Regions from separate parts of the Mus musculus genome. Here all the other regions are linked to region 2. A link is a loop called in an ENCODE intact Hi-C map of the cell type or tissue named here. Cell type or tissue: heart. All regions are shown on one strand.

Region 1 (4,000 bases), 220 kb after region 2:
TGTGTCTTCCAGGGGCACAGACAATAGTCAATTTGGTTTTCTTCCAGGTCTGGGGTGACAGGTGGCCAGGGCTCAGCCAGCTTGTCTAAAGTTCAAGGATGGCTGTTTTGAGGATGTTGGGTGAATACCATGTGGTTGGTCTGGGTGGGGAGGCCACCCTACTTCCTGACTGCCTTGGCACGTGGACACTGGTGAAACTAAAGAGGTGTGGCTGAAGGCAGAAGAGAGGGGCCACATGGACGGGAAGCAGGAGGAGAGATACTGGAGAGGAAAGAAAACTTCCATTTGTTTTTTTTTTCAAGTTCCTTACCACCTCCCCGGAGCACAAGCACAGTCCGTCGGTCGCTTGGAGGCTACCCAAGTGTCCCAGCACTAGCCTTCCCTCATGAATTTTTCATTTCAGGCAAAGAGCTCTTATCTCTCACTGGGGCTGCTTCAGGAGCCTGCCTTCCCATCAGCTGGAGACGGAGCAGATGAAGGCTTGCATTAAGGCCAAAATTATCTGTCCCCTGAGAGAGAAATGACACTCTATGCCCTTAAAGGACACCTCTGCCCACATTTTACTGTGGACCTCTGCAGACCGTAAGGCTGCTGGGTTTTAGGACATTTTGTTGAGGACTGAGAGAGAAAAAGGCTTCCAGAGCAGCTGTGGTCTTGGCCAATGCATTGGCTCTTGTCTGGTGCCAATTACTGGATGTGAAGGGGGCTCCAAAGCAGGAAGGGGGAGGGGGAGTGATGAGGAGGTGTGGCCTCTCACCACACAGAATCCCAGGAGTTCAGGTGTCTAGGGGAAATTCTGAGGGGTGGGTGCCTCCTCTCCCTGACCCCATCCCCAAGCTAGAGTGAGTGAGGCCCCCAGATGACTTTGTGGGAGGGGATATGCTGCACTCACTTGAAAGCCAGATTCAGAACTTCTGCCTCAGTGACAGGTCCTTTCTGGGCCTACAAAGACATCTCCCCTGGGCCTATCTTCCCAAGATGGACCTGGATCTGGACCTGGGTCCAAGGGGTGATTATTTTGGGAGGTAAAGGGTACTGTTGGAGGAAGCCTGGATGTTCAGGTGTGAGTATCCTTGTGTTATTTGGGGTTCCTTATAGTCTGGGACAAGTAGAGTAGGATAGGGATGGGAGAGGAAGGATCAGTGATATGGATCTCCAAGAAGACTGAAAAATCGAAAAACCAAACCAAACCAACCAAACAGAAACTCATTTGGAACTAGGTCTCAACATTCTCTCTCTCTCTCTCTCTCTCTCTCTCTCTCTCTCTCTCTCTCTCTCTCTCTCTCTCTCTCTGTGTGTGTTGAGGGGGGGGAGAGGTTATATCCAGTGTCTCACTCTGTACAGCCCATGCTGATCTGAAACTCATGACCATCCTGCCTTAACACCACAGATATGTCACCACACTGAGCTCAGCATAGTTGGTCGCGGGAGTATGCATGTCATAATGGAAGGATGGGCTCTCTTCACCTAGCAGCCGATTGTCTTAATTGATAACAAACACCTGTAGACACGGAATCCTTGAGTCTTTATTTGCGTTTTTGTTCATGGCTTGACCATTGTCCTAGTAGCACTTGGAAGTGAGGGAGCCCATGATGTGGGATTCCTGGTGGATAGGAGAGAGGACCGAGAACCGCAGGGAACAACTCGGGACGGATAAACAACGTTTTAAATTTATGGTGCCTTCAGAATATACTACTGTTGTTGATTTTATTGTTGTTTTTTTCACTCCGCTTTTAGGATAGTCTACTGGGAAACTTCCCTCTGTTTTCCCAGCAGAGCAGCAGGGAGGTTGGAGAGTGAGCAGCGCCACCCTGAGGCCAGGGAGGCAATGGCGTCAGGAACGGAAGCCTGCCGCTTAGGTCGAGCAGCTGCGCGATCACATGGCCCCGGCTACATTTAGAGGTCTATTTTTTAGTCTTCATGCAAAAAATATATTTTCGTTACAGATGCTTCTAAACAAAATGTCAGCTGCTAGCTAACGGCGATGACCAATCCCCAGAGCCCCTTCAGAGTCCGGCCCCCAACTTCCCAGCAGCCCCAAGGGTAACCAGCCTCCATCCCGACCCACTCCTGTCCCTCTCAATAATTTAGAGATGGGAATTAACTCTGAGCAGCTAAGGAGAACTGACCTGAGGAGTGTGGGGGGTGAGGGTGGGGGCGGAGGGGACAGCTCTAGGGTAGAACTGACTTTATTGTTATTTTACTTTTAACTAATAAATAATTAATTAGAGACAGGGTCTCATGTACTCCAGGTTGGCCTCAAAGTTGCTGTGTGGATGAAGATGAACTTGGACTCCTGATCCTCTTTCCTCTACTTCCCAAGTGCTGATGTAATGGATTCTGTCACCATGCTTACCTTACATGTAATGTTATTTTAAATTGTATCTCTTACATATAGGATTTATAGAGTTGAAAAAATTTAATGTCTACTTTCTTTATTTCCTGGCATTGTCCACATGTTATTAATTCTGGTGGATGGGAAGATTGTTCTCACTCCCATTTTACAGACAAGGAAACTGAGGCCTAGGAAGGAAAATAACTTACTCTGGGTCACTCAGCAGTAAGGCACACTGGTGGACTCATAGCTCTGTTCAGTCTTGGGAGATGGGGGACATTAAGTATTCAAGTTCCTGCCAAAGTCTGTTTTATTTTGTTTTGTTTTTTGAGACAGGGTTTCTCTGTATAGCCCTGGCTGTCCTGGAACTCGCTCTGTAGACCAGGCTGGCCTCGAACTCAAGATCTACCTGCTTCTGCCTCCCAAAGTGCTGGGACTATAAGCCTGTCAGAAGAGGGTGTCAGATCTTGAAGCGGAGTGCTGGGAAGCAGCCTGGGGTCCTCTGGAAGAGCAGCCAGTGCTCTTAATCACTGAACTGTATGACCAACCTCTTGCTATTATTAATAGGATCCCAATAGACATTCTAAAAATAAGTTATCAGAAACCAGTGCTTTCCTTTTGTGAGCTGAATTCCTAAAAGCAGGATTGGTAGGTTGAACAGTAGGTGTATTAGCCCTGGGCAGAAACTGCCAGCCACAGAGTGACTGAGCACACCCCACACTAATGGAACTCTCAATACAAATAATGGCGATGTTCAAAAATAGTGTGGAACGATGTTTATCGGAAGCTGTTCAGAAAAGAGACGTGTTCTAAAACAGCAGAAATGCTTTTGCTTTTTAAATAAAAATGTCTATGTAGAATAAAAGACAGATGGGGTGACCATCCGGATGTTAGCAGTGGCTGTTTCAGATTGAGGGGGTTACAGGTGACCTATTTCCCCTGGATTTTATCATATCTATTCTCTCTCTCTCCCCCCAGGTGTGTGTGTGTGTGTGTGTGTGTGTGTGTGTGTGTGTGTGTGTGATATGCATGCATTCGGAGGTGAGCTTTCCCCCATGGGTCTCTGTGGGTCTCAGGGATTGGCCTCAGACAGCCATGCTTGCCTGACACACCTTTTCACCCACTGTGTCATCTCACTGTCCCGACTTTATTTTCATGTTTGCCTCATCTGTATTTTCTACAGGGTCATACACGGCTCATGTTCAAGTGTTAGGTTCTCTGGGGCTGCGTAAATGGACAACTGCTCAGACGTGTCACCTGTCAGGGATGGGGCAAGGATGCCAGGCATCAGGGAGTCTGGAGTCTAAGTCAAAAGAATGGTCTGTGGAGCATTGGGATGAACAGCAGACCCTTCAAAGACAGTGGGGACGGGCTGGCTCTAACAGGGCCCCAGCGTATCTGCACGCATTCCTTCTCTTGCTGCGGCAAGCCTTTGTGCATTCTCCTGGCCGCTCACACTGTGCCCATGTGTCCGGGTAGCGCCTTCCTTGTCTGATCCTCTTTGCTTCTGACTCTGCCGATAACCTGTAAACCCTTCTTTGAGAGTCTCGAACTCTCTTCATCTCCTTCCCAACTCTGATCAAACAAACAAACAAACAAACACTGGACACCCACTCTCAGGAGCAGCTGTTGTGCAGAACTAGAATATCAGATGATGTCAGTGAC
Region 2 (4,000 bases):
TCTCTGTGTGAGAGTGGACCTGGTCTACATAATGAGCTCCAGGCCAGCCAGGGCTGCATAGTGAGACCTGGCCTCAAAAATAAACAAATATAAAACTCCTCAGGCAACCCCCACCCCCAAAACAGACACACTCAGCAGGAGCCAGAGACAGGAGACAGAGATTATTTGAGGCATGCTGGAGGTGGGGTGGGGGAAGATCAGTTAATAGGGTATTTGTTTCTTTGTGGGTCAGATGTCAATTTAACACAGGCATGTGTATGTGGAGACCAGAGGTCAGCCTTGGATGTTTGTTTCTCAGGACTTGTTTATCTTGCCTTCTGAAACCAGGCCTCTCATGGGGACCCAGATTTTGCTGATTAGATCGGGTGATCTGTGAGTCTCTGGGTGTGGCAGCCCCCCCCCCCCCCGCGTACCCCCCCCCTCACGTATTCCCTCCCTTCACGGCTTCAGGTAGGTGCTCGCTCTTGCAAGCCATGCTCTTCCCCCCACTGAGCTATTCCCACAGCCCAGGGGAGGGCTCCAACACAGCGTTCTGGGGTTGAAGATGTGCATCACTGCTTCCTGATGATGCGGGGTTTGTTAGTCCATTAAATCGCAGTTTCTAGGCTCTTCCTCGCAGCTACCGCTCTTTGAAACTCCAATGGCTGCAATCAAAGTTTTGAAAAATTTACAGCGAGTATAACACCGTTGAGAACAAGGCACGGGTATGGCTAGCGCCACGTGGCAGCTTGCCTAGGCTCACAGATGAAGAGAACACTGAATTTCAGTAGGAGACTATGAAATAAAAATGAAATTGTTTTTCCTGCTCGGAGGCTTCCTGAGTTAAGAGCCTCTCCTTTTTCACCTTATAGCAAAATAAACTGAGCAAAGTTATGTAAAAGCAAGAAGAATCACAAAATAAGGAATCTCTTATCTAGTTGACTCTGGTTTGTGTGTGTATATATATAAAACTGATAACCAACCAATCAAACAAACAAAAATCACTTTATGTCTATTAAGTACATCTAGAAAAATGTATAAGAATGTCTCAGCTGGAGAGCTAGATTGTGGATATTTGTAGTTCAAGCACTGAGGCGGGAGGGCAGCCAGGGCTACCGCGTAAGTTCTAAGTTACAATGTGAGACCTCATCGTTAAAAACAAACAAACAAGCAAACAGGCCGACAGACAGACAGACAAAAGAGGGGGAAGAAACTAAGAAAAGGAGAAAGGAGAAGGGTTCTGTATGAGTCCCTGCCGCTGCTAGTGACAGGAAAAGCGGATAGAGGAGCGACTCCTGAAAAAAGTCAAAGACCCTCTCTCCTGTACACAGTTCTCAGCGTCCGGGTGGTCTCGCTGGTTGGAAGTGGGGGCTGCCGTTCAGCGCGGTCCGAATTTTTTCCCTAATCAGCTGCTTGTGCCCCCTAGTCTGCCTGAAGCAATCCTGATCTTTTCTTTCCTCGTACGGGACTCTCGACTTGAATCCCTGGGTCCCAGTTATTCACCCAGGCCATATTCGCCTGACCCTTTGCAGCTGACCCTCTACGGAGAGCTGGGAGCAGAAACAACCGGAGCAACGGGAGGTGGACCCAGAGATTGACAGATCTCTGAAGCGGGACGTGCTTCAGCTGTGCCCGGTGGGCGCGACCAATCGGACTCAACAGCATCAACCCCCAGCATCATTGTCCGGGATAGGAGGGAGGAGACTCCATCGAGGCTTAGCCTTTGCGGTCCATAGGTGACAAATCTAGACTTCGGACGGCACGTGCTCCGTTTGCTCCACTCTCCATCCGGGACAAGGCTCTCGACCGCTGTCACCGTTTAAGCAATGTGTCACCCTGACAGTTGTTTGCTCAGATCCTTGAGTTCCAAGAATTAAGTTTAGACTAGAAGTTGGTCATAACCACTACGGTCAATTTCGCTTTATTTCCAAAGGGAATCTTGGGATTAACAAACTGACAGATAAAAACAACATACAAGTCGACCGCGGCAGGACTCGAACCTGCAATCTTCTGATCCGAAGTCAGACGCCTTATCCATTAGGCCACGCGGCCGCCAGCGAGAAGGTGCCTTTACTTAGCTTAAAGCGTGTAGCCGCCTTCAGGCTCGCGTCAGACTGGTCTATCTTTTCCGTGGGGAGGGAAGTAGCGGAGGACCTCACCCGGAAGTCCCTCTGCACCCCCGCGGGCGGGCGGCTCCATTGGCGGCGCTCTTATTGGACGCTCGGGGGAGTCTCCCGCCTGCCTCTGGGTAGCCGCGGGACCCAGTTCGCGCAGACGGGAAGTTGCGGCTGCTCCCGAGACCGCACGCCACCCTGAGGCTGCGTGGGCCGCGCGCCGCGGACGCCGCGTCGTCGCCGGGGCTGTGGGCTGCCGCAGAACGGGAAGCGCGAAGCGGACCGAGGTTTCCGGCGGGCTCGGCAGGGGGAGGGCCGGGCGCGGCTGCTCCCTCTCCACTCGGGAAGCCGGGCCGGGAGCAGGGCGGCGGCTGCGGCGGGGACCCTGTGTCCCGGCGTGCGGGGGTGGCCGCCGACGCCCCGACCAGGGCGCCCTAGGCCCGCCCGGGTGTGGGTGCGGACCCCGAGGCTGTGGCTCGTTCGGCGGGTTTCGAAGTTGGGGCGCTAGGCCCTCGGGCCGCCGGCGGGGTGGGACTGGCAACTGCTGTCTGCCGAGCGCCTACTGGGGTTAGGGCCACTCGACGAGCGCGCCCTCTGCCACTCTTACAGCAGTGGCCCGTGGCTCTAGAGTTCTTAACCCCATTTTACAGAGGAGGAGGTCGGGGCCTAAGGAGCTGGGCCAAGGTCACGCAGTTGGAGAGCCAGAACCCTGGTCTGTCTGCGTCTCCCCATTTCAGCATCTCCAGCGGCTTCTCCCAAGTTAACTGCCGAGCCGGTGTGGCCCTGTCCTCGGGAGGGGGCAGTGCCATTTCTTAAGGTTGTTGGAGGCGTAACAGAAAAATGTCCCTACTCCGCTCTGGCCTTTTGGCTAAGATCAAGTGGAGAAAATGCTTGTTTGGCACGCAGCAGATGTTTGTTGCGGGATAAGCGGTTTGTTCAAGTCCGTGACACTTGTAATAACACTTTTATCGTCTGTCTCCTTTAGGACTTGTGTGAGGAAGGCAGGCATGGTGAGACCTATTTCACTGACAGGAGCACAGAGAGGGGACGCGTCTCTCTCTGAGTCTTTCGGCCACTAAAAGCAGTCAAGCTGGAGCCCAAAGCCCGGTGCCCCGACTCACAGCGGGGGGCTCCCTGCACCAACCATGAGCCGCCTGCTCTGGAAGAAGGTGGCTGGCGCCAAGGTCGCCTCAGGGCCAGTACCAGCAACCGCGCGCTGGGTCTCCAGCTCCGTCCTCGACCCCGTCCCCAGCGACGGGCGGCCGCCGTCGCAAATGCCCTCCTCCGAGAATGGGCAGCTGCGGCTCAACCCTCTGCTCATCCAGATGTTGTCGAGAGGCCTGCACGAGCAGATCTTCGGGTGCGGCGGGGAAATGCCCGACGAGGCCGCGGTGCAGCGCAGCGTAGAGCACCTGCAGAAGCACGGGCTCTGGGGGCAGCCGGCCACGCCCTTGCCAGACGTGGAGCTGCGCCTGCCCCGGCTCTTCGGGGGCAACCTGGACCAGCACTTCCGCCTCCTGGCCCAGAAGCAGAGCCTGCCTTACTTGGAGGCGGCCGCCTCGTTATTGGAGGCCCAATTGCCCCCCGAGCCCAAGAGCTGGGCCTGGGCGGAGGGCTGGACCCGGTACGGCCCCGAGGGGGAGGCCGAACCCGTGGCCATCCCCGAGGAGCGGGCCCTGGTGTTCGACGTGGAGGTCTGCTTGGCAGAGGGAACCTGCCCCACTTTGGCGGTGGCCATATCCCCCTCGGCCTGGTAAGTCGGGGGTTAGCAACAGGGGACTACCGTTTGTAGGGGGCCCAGCTTAATGGTTTGGTTCGGAGAACATTTTCTGAGTTCCCTCTGTGTGCAGGTTACTCAACCTGCTTAATCCTGCTTCTGTGAGGCTCGCTATGGTGGGAAGGTGCAT
Region 3 (4,000 bases), 320 kb after region 2:
CGCTTGCTCTGGCCCAAAGGTTTACTTATTGTTATATGTAAGTACACTGTTGCTGTCTTCAGACACACCAGAAGAGGGCGTCAGATCCCATTACAGATGGTTGTGAGCCACCGTGTGGTTGCTGGGATTTGAACTTAGGACCTTCGAAAGAGCAGTCAGTCAGATGTTCTTAATCACGGAGTCATCTCTCCAGCCCCAGAACAGTTCTAACAAGGATCTCCTAACAGTCATACATCCCATGCTAGGTCTTGGTGTGCAGCTGGTACAGCGCTGTGTGGCTGCTCTGTGTTCCCATTTCACTCCCCTGATTCAAATACTGTTATTAAAATACTTATGTGTAAATGGATTGTGTACACAGGATTTAAAAAAAAAAAAAAGAATCCATGGCCTGCTGTTACTAGAGACAAGCCCCTCCTTTTCAGGCTCTGATTTCTTTCCTCTGTCAGCTCTGTAATACTCATTTTCTTTCAGTCCAGGTGCTTTCCAGGGACAAGGCTGTTTCTTATACTTGTCACCAAGATCTTATAGCTCACAAATCCTAAAACTTTGTATAGTCACCACCACCACCACCACCACCACCACCACCACCACCACCACCACCACCACCATCATCACCATCATCTTGCAGTTATCATTTTGAGGCTTTGGGTCTTACATAGCTGAAGCTCAGTTTCCAACTCCTTGTCTAGCTGAGGACAACCTTGAATTCCTGGTCCAACTTCCCCACTTCCCACGTGTTGAGATTACAGGCCAGAAGCTTTTAAACAACTTTATCATATTATCATTATTACCATCATTATCATTAGTGTGTATGTGTGTGGTCACACATGTGACACTGGGTGGGTGCGTGGGTCAGAGGTCAGCTTTGTGGACTTGGGCTCTCTGCTTCTGTCTGCCTTCCTGATCGATTTGTGGGGATTGAGTTGAGGTAGCCGCACTCGCTCAGCAAATGCTTTACCCACTGAGCCATTTCTTTAGCCAGATCTATCTATCTTTCTATCTTTCTTTCTTTCTTTCTTTCTTTCTTTCTTTCTTTCTTTCTTTCTTTCTTTCTTTCTTTCCTTCTTTCCTTCTCTCTCTCTCTCTCTCTCTCTCTCTCTCTCTCTCTTTTTGTGATAGAATCTCATTCTGGTGGTTAGGGTAGCTGAAGATTCACCATGTTGTTCAAGCTAGCCTTGGACTTCCTTTAATAATCCAGTGTGCTGGCATTATAGGCTTGAACCACCACAGTGGCCAAAATCCTAAAATATTTCTAATTTGGGACTTTTACACAAGTTTGCCAATTCCTTTTTTTTTTTTTTTTTTTTTTGGCCTTTTCATGGTTTCTAAAGACGTTATGTCATCCTGTAGTGTCATTTTGCACAGATGTCTATCTAATGGAATGGTTGTGCATCTCTAAGCATTACTGCTAGGTCTTAAGGCGTTGATATGTGACATTTTGAAAGACATTACCAAATAAAGAAGCTGAGCTGGCGTATACTCTGTCCAAGGTCCGCGTGCCTCAGCCTGTTTGCCCCACAGCCTCTGCTGTTAACAGCCTGACACTTGCCGATCTGATAAAGGAGGAAACACTGTACTCATTGTAGCCTGAATTTGCTGTTCTCTGATTACAGATAAGAATTAGCATTTAAACTCTAAACAGTTATTTTTAATTAACTAAACAACAAATAATCAATAAACTCACACATTTAGGAAACAGGGTCCCATTCTATAGCCCAGACTAGTCTGGAACTCAATATGGATGGAGCCCACTCTGGGGATCCGATCTGGAACTGTCTGATCCTCCTGATTCAGCTTCCTAACAGTTGGGAGTACAAGCGTGAGCCACCACCACTCCTGGATTATTTTATTTTATTTATCTTTGCTGGGTTGGGGATCGAATCTAGGGTCTCCAGCATGCTTAGGAAAGCACTCCATTATCCAGCCACTTGTTAAAATTCCTCCTGAGCAATTTCCCCCTGTCCAGTCTATTCAGGAAGCCGGGGCCTGGCCTCAGGCTGAGGACTGGCAGCGGCATCAGGGCGTGGCTCGCCGGGAGGCTGAGGCACTGGACCCCCCACTTCAGCCCTCCCTCTTCCCACTGTGGTCTCGGAGCTCCGCCCAGAGTCCGCCCGGGGCTGTACGGGGCGGAGCCCTTGGGCCAGTGGGCGGAGCTGAGGCGCCTGATTTATTCCGGAGTGAGAGGAGCGGACGCAGGAACTCTCGAGTCCCAGCATCAGAGCGCGTGGACCTTTTCCCGCGTCCCGCAGCATGCAGGTCTCCCGTGTGCTGGCCGCGCTGTGCGGCATGCTACTCTGCGCCTCTGGCCTCTTCGCCGCGTCTGGTGAGTCCCTCTGGCCTCGCCCCTGTTCTGCCCGCCGCTCGGAAGTTCTCAGCGACGCCCTCCCTCTACTCCTACTGTTGACAAACTTGAGCAGAGCCTGGAGGGGGACGCTCAGGGGTAGGAGAGGCGAACGTGCCTCTGTGCTCTCTGCCCTGGGGCCTTGGGGCTGTGATAAGTAGCTTTTGCACTGAGTGGTGACCCTGGACACCCGGTGACAGCCTGGCCTCCCCCCCCCCCCGGCCCCCTCAGGGATGTGACTTACACATAACAAAGGAATCCGCTGCGTCGTGCCTCTTTCTTTTTTACCGCGTCTGTAAAGTGAGGCCACCGAACTGTGTCTGCTTTCCAATCCAAACAATTTGGGAGAGTCTAGGACTCTTGTGCGGGTACAACTCAAGCTAACGTTACCTGAAACTCTGTCCTGAACCCGCCTGGTTAGAGAATCCAATGAACTTTTGTGTCCCACTTGTTGGTGTTTGATCAGATAAGGGAAGGAATGACAGAGGGGTCAGTGCGAGAGACTGGCTTGTAGGTGGGGCTGGTCTGGAACTTAGAAAAGGGCTTCCTGCCCCCGGCTGACCTTGGCCAGCTGCTTTATCTCCCCTAACCCTTCTCCTCCTCCTCCTCCTCCTCCTCCTCCTCCTCCTCTGCTCTGAGGTCCCCAGTAGACGTCTGGGCTTCTTGCGGGATGCTGCTGGAGAGAGTTCATCATGAAAAAGCAGTGCCCACGTGGGGCAGCCCCTAAATCCTTTCTCATAGAAACGGGACTGGCGGCGGGACTGGAGTGATCACAGGCAGGAGAGATCACAGCTGTGTTCTGTCGCCCAGCACAGGATCTGACCTCGGGGTTGGAGCTGAAGGCATTGGGTGCCCCAAGCTTCCACGACCTGGAAACTCCTGGTCTGTCCACTCAGCTGGAAAGATGCTTGGGTCTCCTCTGACCCTTTCCACCCCTCCTCTTTGCCCCCCCCCCCCCAACCTGCACCCTGGCCAAATGTTCCTGGAGACACTTCCCAGAGAAGGACCCTGAAATCCCATAGGATTTTTAGAGGAGCTGGCCTCTCCTGGTCTCATATGCAGGTGGCCAGCCTCAGTCCCAACGCCACTGCTTCTGGCCACCTTCCACTTTCTGATTTCCTCTCTGAACCCTTGGTTTGGTTCCTGGTGCAGGTGTAGGGAAGGCTGAAAGCGGGGCCCTTGTTGGTATTGGGTGCCTAGGCCTTGGCCTATCCAGAACCTCCACGTGAGGCTGTGACTGTGCCCTTCCAGGTCAGAAGGGATTAACCTGCTATTTAAAGCAAGTGACTAATAGTTCTGCCACAGCGCCTTAGGGCTCTTGCTGAGGTGAAGCTGTGTGGGCTGGTGCTCATTAATGGTGTTGCCTGCCTCCAGCTTGGGAACCTGAGCTCCCGGGGGAGGTGGGGGTAGGGGAGGGGGCTTGAGCTTTCTGGAGGGCCTTGGGTGGGCAGCTGTGGGGAGGAGAAGAGATCTCTTAGGTTCGAGTCCAGTGCCGAGTTTGGGGTGAAGTCTAGTAGTACAAAGGGCCCTCTTTGGGTACAGCAGACCTGGGAAGCAGCTGTTCACTGGTTGGTGCCAGTGTCAGGGTACCTGGGACAGATGGGAGTGAGGTGAGCTTCGGAGCCAGGGTGCTTCCAGTCCCTGTTTGGGCATGGCGAC
Region 4 (4,000 bases), 100 kb after region 2:
ACTGGGAGAGGAAATTAGTGTTCTGCACATTGCCCCTAAGCCCCATGCTTTGATGCAGATACAGGATCTACCCGTGTGTGTGTGTGTGTGTGTGTGTGTGTGTGTGTGTGTGCGTGCACGTGTAGGCTCACATGAAGTTAGAGGTCAACATTGGATGAATCCCTCTGTTGAGCTCAACCTTGGTTTTTGAGACAGGTTCTCTCAATGAGTCTGGAGTTCCATTGGGATAGGAAGAACAGCCAGACATTAGGCCCCAGGGATCCTCCATCTTTGCCTCATAGCTATAGAATTCACAGTCATGTGCTACCACAGCCGGCTTGGGTGCTGGGGATATGAAGTGAGGTCCTCGAGCTTGTGTATCCACAGGGTCAACCCTGCCCCGTCCTCAGATGCACCCCCTTTTCATGCAGAAAACTCTCCCTCCACAGAGCACATACAAGCATTTTACATTTTTTTGTCTTTAATTTTTTAAGTAAAGAAATTCCGTTGAATCAAAGATAACAAAATTACAGTTTTTGTTTGTAATGATCTTTGTTTACCACCACAGATTCCAAAAGTAACGTTGAGAACAGAAAACAATCAAGGACGCCATTGTTTAGTATAATTTCTTAATAAAGGTAAATATCCTCATATTTAGAAAAAATTGCATTGCTCATTGCAAGTCCGAAACACCTGCTGCTGGAAGAGTCAGAAGACCCAGCAGCACAGGGGCTTTTAGAGCACAAACTCCAAAATACAGTATTTCCAGGGCAGCCTCTGGAGTTCCGTGAAACCCAGAGAGAACAAAACAAAACTCATCAGAATCAGGAATGTGAAAGTGATGGTTCTCAAAAAAAAAAAAAAAAAAAAAAAAAAAAATCAATCTGGAAGCAGAATCTGCCAACGTAAGACAGTGGTCGGTTGGAGTCTACCTGGGAAAAGGAGGGAGGTGAGCTGGCCCCTCCCCCACCCCAGCCCTGGTCAATAAGGCAGCGGCAGTGGGGGAAAAGTTGCAAACTCAGGTATAGTGAAGGTCTGCCTGAGGCTGCGGGAGAGAGCCAGGTCACCTGGAATGGGTGTGGAGAGGTAACAGGGCACTACATGGATTTGTGCTTTAGGAAAACTAAAGAGGCCAGAATGAAGACCAAAGCGAGCCCAGCTCCTATCACCAGGAACCAGGTTCCCTCAGGAGAGCAGCCTGGGAGAGTGGCGGTTGGCCCTGGGGACCGAGGAGGTCAGCAATGATTTCAGGTGATGTTGACTGCTCTGTGTCTGTGGTCTGGGGGGCAGAATGCCCACCGAGACTAAGGGTGATCCTATAGGCGCTAGAAATGGACTGTCCCCAATTTATGGCAACAGAAGATTACTTGGCTAATGGGGACCAGTTATAGATTTCCTAATTGACAGGAGTCTAGTAAAAAGTTGTGAATTTTCTGAACCTCGCCATGTCAGTCTTAATCTACCAATTAGAAATTGATTTCAGCTTCTTTATTAGGCATTGGTGAAAGCTCTACCTATGTATACGCTAGGAAAAAAACAGCTGGAAAACATGGCAGACAGACTCTTCCAAAGGAGACAGCTGTCTGTGTTCTGGGTGTCTGGGGATAGTTGGCAAGCTGTACTCTGTAGCCTGTTGCTAAGGACCACTTCAGGAGGATGCTGGGCTGTAGCACCTGGAGGCAGCAAGGCCAGCAGAGCAGCCTTTGCTCTGGATGCTGTTGGGGTTCCTTAGCCAGCAGGGGCCTGCTCCTGTGTCCTTAGCTATAAACATAGTTTGGGAAAATTGACCCCAGGCAGAGGGGACAACTGTCCTTTGCTTAGCTAACAGGTGGAAGAAACTTGGCCCTCAATGGCTTGGTCTCTAAATGCCAAGCAGGCCCCTTTTGGAAGCATTTGAGTGATCTAATGTGGCTTTGAAAGAGAGTAAGGCCAAGACGACGGGTGGGTGGAGGGGCTTAGATCCAGATCACTCATGTTGTTGGGGTGAGAGGTGGGGGTGATGTCATAGGAGCCTCCAGGCCACCTGAGGAAATTCTCTGGTTTGGCTGTGGCTTTGCTTCAGACTTTCATAGGAGAAGAGTTTGAATTCTTAGGCCACAATGTTGTCATACCAGGGGATTTTCTAGAGGCAAGTTAAGGCTTTGTGGGTAAAGAAAACAATTCCAGATGATACTGTGACAGGATGCTGAGGTGACATGCTTCCTAAGAACTCTCTCATGTGCCTAAAGGAAGAAAACCCAGGGGTTCCTTCAACTCCACAAGTCCTGTCTCCACACCCCCACACCCACTTCCTCCTTCTTTTAAAACTGTCACTCAAGTCAGGATCAAGGCCACAGGAAAAGAAAAGCCTCTCACATCTCTAACACCTGCTTCCGGGGCAAACATAAACACGTGCTCTGTATCTCCGGACCTGGCAAACTCTATCTCAAGTCAGCCACTTACAAAGAGGGCTCTCATCCGGATGCCAGCCAGATAAGCTCAGCCACCCAGAAGGTTCAGCTGAGCCAGAGCGAGCCTGCCCAGGAAGGACCTCTGGCTTGGCAACCATCCACCCTTAGCCTGGTCACACTGAAGACCGAGGCACTCTCCTCATTACTGTGGCTCTCACCCGCTACAGTCACAAGACTACCCTCAGAATAGCAAGGAAACGGTCATGACGGTCAAGACTAGGAAGAGAGGCCAGAGACGGGGTTTTGGATGTTGCCTCGTGTCCTAACTAGGAAAAGTTGAATGCACACGCGCCTTCTCTCTCTTAAGATGAAGATGAGCTTAGGGGTCAGGGTTCACTCCCTTCTACGTGCAACTTCAGACACACTTAACAATGATGGAGAGAATGATTCACAAGTGAGTGAAGCAGCCTCAGAGATGCTATAGAACAAGGTAACAGGTTCAAGAGAGGTGAAGTGACTTGCCCGTGTGTCCGGCATGAGTCAGAGCCAGTGGGGGTGAGCAACCAGGTCTCCTGACGCTGGTTCTGTAACACCATGTGAATAAAGGAAGACACCCTTAGAGGAATGTTTCAGTAGATCCCAAGGTTCCCTGTGAGTGTAGGATACCACAGGCGTGAGAGGGATACACTGACACGTTTTCCACCTTCACTCTGCTCTGGCATGGAAGACACAAAGTTGGTGCAGGAAAGAACGGGCGTTCAAGTCTGCAAGCTTCCCTGCTAACTAGGCAGTCTTGATCATCATTTTGATGCTAGGTAATCCTAATTTGACTGAAGTCCATGGTTTCCAATTATTTGGGAAGCAGGGAGTACAACTGGAATAATATAGGTGCACTCCGCACTTGGGTCTTAATGTTATTCCAGCCACAGAATTGTCTACATCTATGTAATTTATATCCTTGATTTAAAAACAGAATACTCTCTAAACGCTAGAGCGAGGCAGCCCAGAGGAAGGAAAGCAGCCGACCTACATAGAGGGCTGTCCTCCCATTCATTAGGCAAAGCTGGCACCTCCACAGTCATGCCTCTGTACTCTCATTCAGGGCCAAACAAGAATTTTCCTGTCCGACTGCCACGGTCACGGTCTCATTTCCATGTCTGAGAGCCCAAAACTTAAATAAAGAGCCTCAGTTGATTTCATGTGAAGCAAAATGGAATGCCAGTGCCATTCAGAGTGACACACTAAGGAGGCTTCAGCTGGTACACGTCCCCTCCCCCAGCCCCAGGGAGGGCCTGGATCTCTAGGCGTATGGCAGCTCCACCTCTCCCCAGTGGGCCTCCAGGCCTGTTGCTTGGACCAGGCTCCCAGGACAACCTCCCACTTCCTCCTAAGTATGACAAAAGGGGGCACCCAAGCTTTGTCAGGACTTGGGAAGAGATGGCCTCGGGCAAGCAAAGGGAGCCCCTCACTTCCAGGGACGGTGACTCGACTCTGTGACCTTATTGCTCTCATTAAAAGTCTTCAGGGATGAAGGCAGGAAACAGGAACTGTGTGTGAGGCTTCTAGATTATGGCTGCGGTAGGGTGGAGGGAAAAATCGATAGAGAAGGATTCACTTCCAAATTGAGGGAT
Region 5 (4,000 bases), 190 kb after region 2:
TGGCCAGGAAACTGATACAGAGAAGTTGGATAACTTGCCCCAAGTCACACAGCTAGGAAGAGGCAGAACGAAGATTTAAACCCAAGCACTTAGATGCCAAAGTCTGAGCTTCTACCCCCTCTGGACTCATCTAGAACTTCAAGAATGAGAACTCTGCCGGAAGTAGAATTCAAATCATGTCCTGCCTAGACCTAGGGTTCAAGGGATGGAACAACTCTTAGTCCTGACCCTGTGATGACCAGCCAGCTGTGACTACCCCAGGCCTTAGGTTTCTTCATCCGTACAATAAGGGGGAAGAGTTAGATGAGCATCAGCCTTTTGGCTTCTAAATATCATGCTGACCGCCAGCAGCGTGGACTGAGCTGCTTTTGGCTGCCTACCCGGACAAAGCTTCATTTATCTTCACCTGGGTAAAGCGGGTTATAATTATTTCTTCTGCTTCCCGACCTTCAGAGGATTATGTCCTTCCTAGTCAAGCAAATGAGGGGAGGCAGTGAGGAGGGGAAATGCATTCTGCTTAGTGTGACTGTAACCCAATGGTCCTTGAAAAGCTCTGGGCACAGATCATGTTGACTCTGCCAATCCTGCAATCTCTCCCAAGCCTGTTCTTGGAACCTGCCTCTGGGCCAGGTAAAACTTGACCAGCTGGAGGTGAGGGCACCACAAAAGAGGAACCAGAAAGTGGAACCCCCAACTGCGCACTTAAGGTGAACCACTTGATTAACTCAGCATTCAATATAATCTATTCCATTTGTACGCAGGCATGCACACATGCATTTGAGAGCTAAGACCTCAAAAAAGATCATTATGGGTGTATTCAACATCCCCTTGGAATCTAGCCAACTCCGGTAAGTCCCATCCTCGATACAGTCAATAAATGTTGTTCAGAGTGCATGGGTGGATGGAGAAGGGCCTCACAGATGGCTCATACAATTCTCCCCTTCCTAAGCATCCCAGACAGGTGGCTATCATCTGGCCTCTGGCTAGGCACTTCCAAGGTCGATGCTCTGGCTGCTCGGCCTGGCAGGCAGCCCGGGGCGCTGCTGGACAGATCTTGTGGGGAAAGCCCACGAAGCACCTAGAACAGTTGCCCCACAAGCTCAATAAAGTGCGCCTCCAAGTAGGTCAAAAATTGCTTCCCTACAACTTGAACCCATCGGTCGTAGGTGAGCCCCGGGATCCCAAAATGCATCGGCCCATCGAAAGGGCTTGTAGTCAGGCCCTTTCAGGTTTCCAGCATCCTGCACTCTCTACCCTGAGTCTGGCCGGCCAGATACCTCCCCCAGGACCAAGACTTCAGCATTGATCAGAGCGAGGGATGGCAGCCAGGAGGCCTCCGTCGGCCTTGTCCCCAACCTCGGTTCCTCGAGCAGGAGAGGACAAAGGACCTTTAGGAAGGCGTATCCCACCAATGGGTTGGGCTGCCCCGTCATCAGACAAGCTGGCCCTCTAGATCCCCGCAGTGCCAGGTGACAGTCCCCCAAACAGTCCCCACGGATCCGGAGCACTCAAGCTGCGGCGCGATGGGCCGAGCCACGCTGGGGACCGGGTAACTCGGGGTTCTGGCCCGACGCATCCAAGGCGCGATCCCTGTTTGGTGGAACTCGCCCAGCCGAGGTCTTACCTTCTCTCATTGACTCCAGCAGTCCAACCCGCCCGGAGTCCGGTTCCCGCAGCTCCGCAGCTGCCGGCTGCGCTCATAGAAATACAGCCGGAACCCCTGGCCAGCGCAGCTCCCGCCGCTACCGGCCCCGCCCAGGCAACTGCCGCCACGCCCCTGACGACCGCCTCTGCTACGCCCCCAAGCAAGGCTCTCCCAGTGTCCATTGGATCACCCAGCCGCCACTCTATTTGTTCATCGCGCTTGTTGCGTCTATATGGTGGCCCATTGGTCAGTAGGACTGCTCCTCAAGGTGGAGGCGGAGATTCTTAGCGGGCAATTCTCCTATAATTGGTTACTTTTGATGTCTTTAGCCAGTGGGCCTAGATGCTATTGGGTAAGGTCCTCCCCGAGGGGCGGGATAAGGGGAGCCGGCTAAAGGATGGGTTATGTTTGATGGTTGATGATACGGAGTAGAGGAGAGGGCCTATTGTGATGGCTTTCTGAGTTCTGGGGCAGAAAGGTCCGGAGTCTTATAGAGATGAACTGGGGAAAGAGATAGCCCAGCCGTGGGGTTCTCAGCACTGGTGTGCCCAGGAAGATGAACCTGTAGCTCAGGACGTAGGTGTTTGAAGTGTGGAGTCCTAACTTAGTAGAGCAGAGGTGGTGAGTCACTAAACCAGAAAGCAAGAGGTGGAGGCGACAAAGAGGTGGAGGCAGCAGCCTTTGACCTCTTTCAGCTAGGGAAGTGGGTGGGAACATGCAGGACTTTATGGACCTGTTACAGTCCCTATGATCTTTCAGCTTTTAACCAGCCCTTGTGGTTGGAGGCCACTTGGAAGAAGTGACCTTTGAAGTCAGACTGCAGTCTTGGCCGTGCCTTTTAGCCTTTTAGAGTTCTCACTGACTATATTTGGTAAGTGCTGGTTGCTGATAGAAGATCAGTACAGTGCGTGGTGTTCCACGGGCGTTTATCAAGACTAGCTATTCATCACTCACCCTCTCCATCCATGCACCTAGACTGGGTTCTACCATTCTGTGAACCTGAGGCTCTGTTCGCAACGGCACGTGCCTGATGGAGAGAATACTGACAACCCGAAAGGGAGCTCCAGTGAGGCAGCCACCGACACACTGCCAAGGCACGCAGTGTGGCTCCAAGAGAAGAGGCAGGAGACAGAAGGAACACATAGCCAGAGGAAGGAATTTAGATTTGAAGCAATGTTAAATTTTCTCTTAATACATTTCCGGACCCCGACAAGGAAAGCATGAGCCAACTCAAGGAGGAGGAGCCAGCACCGGTCTCCTGTTTGTTATTCCAGCAGGAAGCTGAGGCAGGAGGATTGCTTTACTTTGAAGCTACATAATGAGTCCTCCTCTGTCACAATGAGGCCTTGTCACAAACAAACAAAGCAATGTGAGCAAGTAGCAGCCTTTGAAGGCTACTTAGTGCGGATCCAGAAGTCCCTCTAAAATATCCCTCAGACTCCCCCATTTCTCATTTTGAAGGTATGGGACACCCCAGAGTGTGGACGGAAAGACTCTTGGAACTGCATTGAACCCCAGACCTTTCAAAGCACCCATAACTGTGGGACAGTAGAGAGGAGGAGAGGCTCCATTGCTCTTCGGTTTTCCCCCAGTTGTCATGTTACCTCAATAAAGTTTCTCCTCAATATTTATTTATTCCTCTGTAATCTGCTCTCTCTTGACAAAGAGAAGGCCAGGCTTTGGTAGCAAAGGATTTCACTAAGAAACAACCTCCCCCATGGTCATGAGTTCTCTTCTGCTGAGATGGTTTAGACCGTGAGAGATGAGCTCTGGGTTTGTCACCAGATAAGGATATTAACCAACTGGATGTAGTCACCTCACTAATACACAGGTACCAAAGCATCGTGTGGTTGGAGAGCCGTAAGTATGCACAATTGTTGATTAAAACGAAAGTCTTAAAAATGGGGGATGTATATAAATAGATTTGCTGCCAGTCGAGAGAGTTGTATTCATGACTGTGGGTGCAGGCGTGTGTGCGTGTGTGGGTGCACACACTTGGTTCTGAGCTACAGCTTTCTGGTTCTTCCCTTTAAATAGAGTTGGTTGGTGGCTATACACAGGGCTGCACACGTGCTGAGGAAGCCGGCTCAGCCTGATATGGGTCTCCTCCTGCCTGTAAGTGCTGAGTCATCATCTCAGGCCTTGGGATGGCTGTGGTGACTCCAGGGATCTCAGATGAGTTCGCTAGTTTGAATCCCAGCCACAAAGGTGACTGCAGTGAATGGCCGATACCTCACCACAGTAAAAGTAGGTTTTCCCTCCTGTGTCAGGAAGGTAGGATCGGCCAAGACATCTGTCCAGCTTAGGAATTCTCAAAGGATGAGTCACTGAAGCTCCAAAAGCGAGCAGACAAAG
Region 6 (4,000 bases), 73 kb after region 2:
TCATAGCTGGAAGCTTCTAGAAACTTCTAAGTACGTCACACTTGTTACAGACAACATAGGCATGGTCTTAAGAATTTCCCATAATTATGTAAGTGGTCTCATAGCCTTCGTATACATCTTCACCATCCATTCAACAGAATACTTAAAGACAAAAGAGCACTTAGCTCATATTAAATATATTATAAATAAAATATATAGGACTATATAAACATCCCATAGAATATCGTTCAACAAATGAGTAAACCAACAGCATCGTAAACAGTGAGAGCCACTTAGATGGCATCATAAAACAAGTGGGGCTGAAGATGTGGCTCAGTGGTACAGTGCTTGCTCAGTATGGGTTCGATTCCCATGCCATCAAAAAGAAAAAAATAAGGGAATGAGAGCAGGGAAGTAGGGGAGACTCGTACAGGGTGGGGGAGATCACAAGCTGTTTAGCTCACACCAAGCAAAGAACAGGCAGGCTTAGGAATTCCGGGCGTGGTGGCGCACGCCTTTAATCCCAGCACCTGGGAGGCAGAGGCAGCAAATTTCTAAGTTCGAGGCCAGCCTGGTCTACAGAGTGAATTCTAGAACAGCCAGGGCTACACAGAGAAACCCTGTCTCAAAAAAAAGTTTGAGACCAGCCTAGGCTACAAAAGGCTGTCTTAACAAACTGAAGAACAAAAGCAAAATGTTTTCAGGAGAAAGGTCTGACCTGGAAATTAAGAAACTAAATTTAGGTAAATTTAGGTAGCCCAGACAACCAGATGATCGACAGTACGGGAAAGGAGGGTTTCATAAACAGAGGCAGGCAAGTCTGAGCTGACAACCGTACTGGGGAACAGGAGACTGGCTGCGATGGCGGCCAAGTGGAGCAGTAAGGCAGCTAGGAGGTCTGACCTCTCAGGGTTGGGGAGAGACAAAACCCTGAGAGAGTCAGCAAAGGAATTTTAATGACAACCATCACAAAGGTTATGAGCAAGGGAGTCTGACCAGACTGAAAACAGTCTTCGAGGCAACTGAACCTCAAATTAATGTGCAAATCAAAGTGGGGAGGGAATGTGGACAAAGAAGAAACTGAGAGGTGGCCTGGAGCTGTGTAAAGATAAAGTCACTCATGTGGAGAGGGGTGAACCTGGGCAGAGGAAGGATGGCGTAGCGTGGACGTGAAGGGGTGGGGGTTGGGAACCATTTTCTCCTCTCCCTCCGGTTCCCACCCCCATGTACAGTACCAGTATTCACTCAGCGGCTCCACCCAGAAACCTGGGCAAATCCTCAGGAACCACTGTCACCCTCCAGATCCACCGCCAAGTCCTACCGACCTCTCTCAAAGCCCACCCTGACTCTCCTCCCACCTCTACTCGGACAGCACCGAACCACTACAAAAACAGTTTCTTCACTTGCTCCCCTCTACACAGCAATAAGACAATTCTGAAAACAAAAACCAAATGATATAGTTTCCTTCCAACCCATCCTTATCTTAGAAGGAATTTTCTGTTGCTTTCTTATTAGACAAAAATCCAAAAGGAGGAGGAAGAAGAGGAGGAGGAAGAAGAAGAGGAGGAGGAGAAGGAGAAAGAGGAAGAAGAAGAGAAAGGGGGAGGAGGGAAGAGAAAGGAAGGAAGCCAGGTGGCAGTGGCACATTCCTTGAATCTCAGTAAGTGGGAGGCAGAGGCAGGTGGATCTCTGTGGGCTAAAGACAAGCCTGGGCTACAGAGTGAGCTCCAGGACAGCCAGGGCTACCACATGTGTGCATGCGCATGCGCGCTTGTACACACGTACACACGTACACGTACACACACACACACACACACACACACGCACACAAGCTCAGAGTCCTGGGACAGGAGAGATGGCTCAGTACTGAGCCTTCCCTGCTATCCCAGAGTTGCTGAATTCCATGCCTAGCACCACATCAGATGGCTCACAACTGCATGGCACTCTCTTCTGGCCGCAGAGAGCAGGTCCTGCAGGGTCTAAGCCCTCGCTTAACTTCCTTCATCACTCTATTCTTTCTTTTTAATGTTAAATAAGGAATTAGAAAAAAAAAATCAGATAGTGGAATCAACCAGACCCAAAGTCTACAAACGCAGCGAGCTTCTCCACAGCTCTAAGCCACTCTGAAGCTGGGGTGCTTCATGCTGGGTTTCACTCCTTCTCTACCAAGGATGTTCTTATGCACGTAACCACCACCCAAGCCGGAGGTCGTGAAAAGGTACACAGAGCTAATTCTGTTTCTGATTTTATCACTCTTCTAAGAACAATAAATTGTTTTCTGTCCTTCAAATCCCCAACACCCTTATAAACGATTTCTCATCTGAAACAAAGATACCCATCCTTGCTCTCAATTTCTACAAAGTCTTCAGACCTCGGCTCAACTCACTCTCTCTCAGATGCTCCGGTGTTACCTCCTCTACAAACACCAGTGAAATTCCTTCCACAATGTCACTAACTTTTTAAACAATTTTATTTGATGTATGAGTGCTCTGCTGCATATACATCCCCCTGCCTGAAGAGGGCATCAGATCCTCCTATAGATGGTTGTGAGCCACCAGGTGGTTGTCGGGAATTGAACTCAGGACCTCTGGAAGAACAGTCAATGCTCTTAACTGCTGGGACATCTCACCAGCCCCCCTCCCTCCCCCGGCAAGTTCTAATATTACATTTTAAATTAATGGCTAGGTCCCCCACTGGTCTACAGTTCCATGAGTATTTCCAGTTTGGTTTATCGTTATCTTGAGCACAGTAACAAGCTTATATTAAGGACATAAGAAATATCTGATGTGGGCCAGAGGGCGTAACTCTGCCGGTAGAACTGCCTAGCAGGCCTGCCGCCCTGGGCTGGATGACGTCATAACCCTAGACTTGTATACACCTAGCATGTTGATGCTCTCCTGTAATCCCAGCACTCAGGTGGAAACATGACCAGGCACACTCTGTAGCCAATATAAGACACTGACTCAAAAACAAAACTAAAAGGAAACAGAAACTATAAAATAAGGCAGCTAATGTAGATTTTACTACCTTAACTTCTATATACGGTGCCGAAAATATACTAAGTGCTTATAGTGGTGGCTGGGTGATTGCTTTGTATATTAAAATAAACGCTATGTAAATGGAGAAATTAAATAAAACATCTGGTGGGGTCGTTAGCTTTTGGAGCTCCGTTCTGCTCGACAGTGCACGTCTTGAGTATCCTGCCTATCCTATGCGAAGTCAATGGCCTCTCTTCCCACTGGCACTGGGCTCCACGCGCGAAACCCGGCTGCGGGACCCTCCAGAAGCAGGCGCTGACACTGCAGGGCAGGGCCAATAGGGAGGGCAGAACGGAGCGAGCCTCGCAAAAACCCGCCAAAGCTGATGTCCCCGACCCCTGCGCAGAAACCAGGCACGGCGGGACGCCACGTCGCAAGGGGACCCTGCCTGTCCTCACCGTCCCACTTCCTCCCTCCTTGTAAGCACAGACCCTGAACAGTCACCTCAACCTCAGCTCGGGATCCTTCCAAAATTCCCGCTCTACTCCACGCAGCCGCACTTCCGTTGCCCAGAGCAACAGGTCCCGCCCCCGAGGTGCACTTCCGACTTCCTAACTCTGTAGGGCGTACCATTTTAGATGACAAAGTGGGGGAATCTTTGCGGAGATGATGGCCCAAATTCGCGGGAGAGGGAGGTGCAACCGGCTCACACGCTTTGGGGGGAACCTCAGAGTAGCATGCGCGTTATGGTATGGCCGGGTTAAGCTTTCTTAGAGCTCTGTAGTTGAAGTCAGTGCAGAAGAGATTGAACCAATTGATGGAGGGTCAGGTCTTTTGCATCGGAAGCACCTCGCGCGCGCCCGCATGAGTGAGTGAGTGAGTGAGTGAGTGAGTGAGTGAGTGAGTGAGTGAGTGAGTGAGTGAGTGAGTGAGTGAGAGTGAGTGTGAGTGTGAGTGTGTGTGTCCGTCCGTCCCAGAAGCAGTGAATGTTCAATACATTCGTAAATAACCACCTGAGTGCACCGTCAAGATCAATGAAGCAG
Region 7 (4,000 bases), 95 kb after region 2:
GGCTGGCCTCAAACTCAGAAATCTGCCTGCCTCTACCTTTTGAGTACTGGGATTAGAGGCATGTGCCATCATGCCTGGCTATTTTTATTTTTTCTTATTTATTTATTTATTTATTTATTTATTTATTTATTTATTTATTTATGTGTGTGTGTTTACCCATGTATGCATATATAGAGGCCAGAGGTCAATGTTGGGTGTCTTCTTCTATTGCTTATCACCTTATTTGAGTCAGGGTATCACACTGAATCTGAACTTACTGTTTCAGCTAGACTGACTGGCCAGCAAGTCCCAGGAATCCTCCTGTCTCTGTCCCTCAGCTCTGGGATTACAAGAATATGCCACGTCCCTCCACCCCACTGCCTCTCTCTGGTTGTTCCAGACAGGGTTTCTCTGTGTAGCTCTGGCTATCCTGGAACTCAATTTGTAGACCAAGTTGACCTTGAACTCATAGAGATCCACTTGCCTCCAGAGTGCTGAGATTAAAAGCATGCATTACTAGGTCCAGCCATCCTCATTTCTTACAGCATCCAGGACCACCAGCCAGGGATAGTCCCACCCACAGTGAGCTGGGCTCTCTCTCATCATCCATCAAGAAAATGGGCCATAACAGGCTTGTCTGCAGGCCAATCTGGTGGAGGCATTTTCTCAGTTGAGTGCCCTCTTTAAAAAGGACTCTAGTTTCATATCAAGTTGACACTACACTAGCCAGCACAACTTACATTTCCCAGATCTGCCTGTCTTGACAAATACAAAATGCTTTCCATCCATAAAACTGGCAGCCACAAGTATGTAGTGGTTTTGAGCACGTGTGAGGATTCCTGTTGAAGACTTTGCTTGCTGGGAACGTGGCACCCTCAGTGTGTGGCACTGTCTTCTGGGCATGGGGCCACTTTACCTACCAAGCCATCTCCCTTGCTCTGAGAAATGAGTATTTTGTTTTGTTTGGTTTCCAGTTATTCTTCTAAGGTGTGGTGGCATTTCCCTTTAAATCTGGAGCTCTGCAGTAAAGGCAGGTAAATCTTTGTAAGTTTACATGTATGGTTTACATAATAAGTTCAAGGCCAGCCAAGGCTACTTAGTAACACACACACATACACACACACACACACACACACACACACACACACACACACCACACGTACACTTCTGATTGCTTTTCTAGCATTATATTACAAACCTGAGAGAATCGTGGTTGATAGTTTTGGCTGACTCCCATCTCTCCTGGATCTCTAAGTTCCAGCAACCCACCACAGTGTAGCCCAGGCTTCCTGATGAGTGGTAACTGCACTTCATAGACAGGGATAGGGAAAACACTGCAAGTAGATTCTGGCCAGGAAGCTTTCAGGACAGGCAGCCTTGGCTCCCACTCAAGCTCCAAGAGGATGCCGAAGTATATCTACAGTCTGCAAGGCAAGGCCTTAGCTCAGGGGCCATCATAACAAGAGGACCCAATGGCTTTGTGAGGGAGAAGCCATGGACTTGGGACCCATTGAGCCTGCTCCATGTGTTCACACTGCCCCCTGCTGGTCTTGCTTAGGCACAGTCGGAGGACGTGGACACAGAAGGTGGAGGTGACATGCAATGTGGCTGCCCCTTAGCCCTGTCTGGGAAGGTGGTGCTGCTCCCTTAGGAGGTGTGGGGAGACCGCGAATGTTAAAATCTGACCTGTTCAGCCCCATAAGATCCGATCCCTCCTTTATCTGTGATTCAACAAGCGTCTCACCTTCCTGCGCTAATGAGATGGAGGAAGGACAATACAATATCTTGAAAACCACAGGAACAGGAACAAAGAGCCCTGAGTTTTATGACAACCATTTGGTCCATATAACGATATCCTTCTGGAAACATCTGGCCTGAGGCAAGAATTCGGCCACAAAGTGGGGCAGGATATGAATTGGCAGACTGCAGCTATGTGTTTCTGCCCTCCTTGTGTGAACTTTCAGAGAATGTGGACCAGCAGACTCTGGAGGCCAATCAGTCAGGCATGGGTGGAAAGATAGGCTCTGAACTGAGTTGGCCACTGCTGTGAGCAGAGAGTTCACTGGGTGACTCTGGAGTAGGCTACTGCTGCCTGGACGGCGAAGGCATGTACTTTTTTGGTCTTACGTGAAGTCAGCTAAGAGAAGAGATGAAGACACACCAGAGGGATGCACTGGACCATCTCTGCTCTTGTTGTCAGGGTGGGGGAGCACAGCTCCAATGCTGAAGAAAATCAGTGTTAGACCTGGAAGCTTGCAGGCTCCCCTGAAACTTGCAGAACCTCCATTCAAGGGGGTGCTCCCAGGAAGTAAGCACTGCCCTGTTTGGGAGATTGTTGGGGTGGCAGAATCTGAGGCTCTACCCAGATTTATCAAATTAGAGCTGCATTTTCAGCAAGACTTCCAGGGGACTGCACATTCAAGACTCCATCAACGCTTCCAATAGAGCAGCTCGTAACCTCTGCCTGCCAGGATCGTCTGGGGAATGGGAAGGTTTAAAGTTACTCTGCCATGACCGCAGCCTCATCCCAGATTTCAAAAAACCAAAAACCAAAACCAACCAACCAACCAACCAAACAAACAAAACCCACGGGAACTCAGGGCTGGAGAGATGGCTCAGCGGTTAAGAACAATGACTTCTCTTCCAGAGGTCCTGAGTTCAATTCCCAGCAACCACATGGTGGTTCACAACCATCTGTAATGGGATCCGATGCCCTCTTCTGGTGTGGCTGAAGACAGCTACAGTGTACTCATATAAATAAATAAAATAAATAAAAAACAACAATAAAACTAAAAACAAAATCCCAACCAACAAAAACCAAACAAAACAACCCCCCCCCCCCACAAACAACCCAACTAGTCCAGACTCATGAGGTTAGTCCAGACAAACTAAAGTTGTTATGTAGATGAAGGCGACCTTAAACTTCAGGACCTCCAGCCTCTATGAGACATAGGGCCTTGTGTGAGCCATATCCCCAGCCCTGCACGTGTGTGGTCTGGTGCACCAGCTTGGCATCAAGATGTTTCTAAGTTCAAGAGTAACTTGGTGGAACTAGCCTTGCCAGCCTTGTAAGCCTGTTAAGAGGTCTTAATCAAGCTAGTTTTCTCCTCTAGTTAAAGAAGTAAAGGGGCAGGAGACATGCAGGAGCAGAGAAATTTCAAACACAACAGGAACAGCTAGTTGAAGGAAGATGTGAGGGAGCACACACTTATGATTTATTTTATTTATTCATTTTATGTATATGAGTGTCTATCTGTATGTGTACCTGCATGCCAGAAGAGGGCATCAGATCCCATCAAAGATGGTCGTGAGCCATGATGTGGTTGCTGGGAATTGAACTCAGAACCTCTTAACCACTGAGCCATCTCTCCTGCACCTAAAGTACTGTTTTGTTTGTTTCTTTGTTTTAAATCTCTGAAGAGTTTTCTCCCCTTAGTTAGGGAGGGTCAGTTTGAAGAAAGATAGGATGGCTGATTGGACTGTAACTGTTGTGTAACATATCCTGATGCAGCCAGCCCATCAGTTGGGGTCCTACTGGTGGGAGAAAAGGCCCACACGGTCTGCCAGGCTTTTGTCTCAGGTCTGGAGGCTGTGGAAGTAACCATCTTGAAATCTGACACCTTTATTGCATAGCCACGGCCCCTCCCTCTCCCTATGTGTCTACCATGCAGCCTGTCAAATCTTAATCAACTTTAACTTGTAGTTCCCCCATGCGACTGCATAAAGAAGGAAAAGTTTGGGACCAGGACTTGATGGTGCCTGTCTGCAGTTTCTCGGCATCTCCAAGTCTAGGAATGTTCTAGTAACTATATATCCAGGCTTGTCTCGGCTTTGCCCTTGGGTTTCTCAGTTTTAGAAGCTCTGGTATGGAGTTGAACGTCAAGTTTCACACTGTCCAGCTAAAAACCACTGTTAAAAACCACACAGAAACCATGAAAAGTGTGATGTGAGCCTTTCAATCACCATTTTTTTTTTTTTTCTGTCAGGGTTGTACTATGTTTTTGCCATTCTGGGCTTGTCC

The links. Peaks named below come from ENCODE experiments on the same cell type or tissue, not always from the same donor. Only the 100,000 strongest peaks of a DNase experiment are listed, where the experiment ranks them.
Region 1: it touches region 2 in a loop (2.6-fold over the local background); 9 of 42 quality-filtered maps call a loop at or near these places.
Region 3: it touches region 2 in a loop (4-fold over the local background); 9 of 42 quality-filtered maps call a loop at or near these places.
Region 4: it touches region 2 in a loop (2.7-fold over the local background); 19 of 42 quality-filtered maps call a loop at or near these places.
Region 5: it touches region 2 in a loop (2.2-fold over the local background); 8 of 42 quality-filtered maps call a loop at or near these places.
Region 6: it touches region 2 in a loop (6-fold over the local background); 17 of 42 quality-filtered maps call a loop at or near these places.
Region 7: it touches region 2 in a loop (2.8-fold over the local background); 21 of 42 quality-filtered maps call a loop at or near these places.

The regions. Positions count from the first base shown.
Region 1 is chr7:79,244,305-79,248,304 of GRCm38, reverse strand. It overlaps Gm39040 (a long non-coding RNA gene), which reads left to right and starts at 733. Exons shown (of 3, transcript XR_882241.2): 1 at 733-1,902; 2 at 2,253-2,363; 3 at 3,519-4,000. In heart, a CTCF peak has its summit at 1,810 (motif pointing left); DNase peaks (open chromatin) are centred at 274 and 1,834; H3K4me3 peaks cover 628 bases.
Region 2 is chr7:79,464,450-79,468,449 of GRCm38, reverse strand. It overlaps Polg (polymerase (DNA directed), gamma), which reads left to right and starts at 2,177. Exons shown (of 23, transcript NM_017462.3): 1 at 2,177-2,380; 2 at 3,079-3,846. The coding sequence starts at 3,239. It overlaps n-TRtcg5 (a tRNA gene), which reads right to left and starts at 2,031; the gene lies at 1,959-2,031. In heart, a CTCF peak has its summit at 2,265; DNase peaks (open chromatin) are centred at 1,629, 2,179 and 3,223; H3K4me3 peaks cover 3,622 bases; H3K27ac peaks cover 2,587 bases.
Region 3 is chr7:79,147,218-79,151,217 of GRCm38, reverse strand. It overlaps Mfge8 (milk fat globule-EGF factor 8 protein), which reads left to right and starts at 2,158. Exons shown (of 9, transcript NM_001045489.1): 1 at 2,158-2,323. The coding sequence starts at 2,251. In heart, a CTCF peak has its summit at 2,115; DNase peaks (open chromatin) are centred at 2,117, 3,017, 3,157, 3,577 and 1 weaker place; H3K4me3 peaks cover 2,246 bases; H3K27ac peaks cover 2,566 bases.
Region 4 is chr7:79,361,952-79,365,951 of GRCm38, reverse strand. No RefSeq gene overlaps it. Among named protein-coding and RNA genes, the nearest start is that of Gm24224, 10 kb to the right of the region's middle. In heart, no CTCF peak of the experiment used is centred here; a DNase peak (open chromatin) is centred at 2,481; H3K27ac peaks cover 333 bases; H3K27me3 peaks cover 1,902 bases.
Region 5 is chr7:79,270,964-79,274,963 of GRCm38, reverse strand. It overlaps Abhd2 (abhydrolase domain containing 2), which reads right to left and starts at 1,698. Exons shown (of 11, transcript NM_018811.6): 1 at 1,625-1,698. Gm31510 (predicted gene, 31510) reads left to right here and starts at 1,935. Exons shown (of 2, transcript NR_169073.1): 1 at 1,935-1,997; 2 at 3,107-3,272. In heart, no CTCF peak of the experiment used is centred here; DNase peaks (open chromatin) are centred at 1,033 and 1,863; H3K4me3 peaks cover 2,429 bases; H3K27ac peaks cover 3,109 bases.
Region 6 is chr7:79,391,853-79,395,852 of GRCm38, reverse strand. It overlaps Fanci (Fanconi anemia, complementation group I), which reads right to left and starts at 3,515. Exons shown (of 38, transcript NM_145946.2): 1 at 3,462-3,515. It also overlaps a transcript of Rlbp1 not described here. In heart, CTCF peaks have their summits at 2,461 (motif pointing right) and 3,515; a DNase peak (open chromatin) is centred at 3,552; H3K4me3 peaks cover 1,409 bases; H3K27ac peaks cover 1,305 bases.
Region 7 is chr7:79,369,209-79,373,208 of GRCm38, reverse strand. No RefSeq gene overlaps it. Among named protein-coding and RNA genes, the nearest start is that of Rlbp1, 16 kb to the left of the region's middle. In heart, a CTCF peak has its summit at 1,521 (motif pointing left); a DNase peak (open chromatin) is centred at 1,518; H3K27me3 peaks cover 484 bases.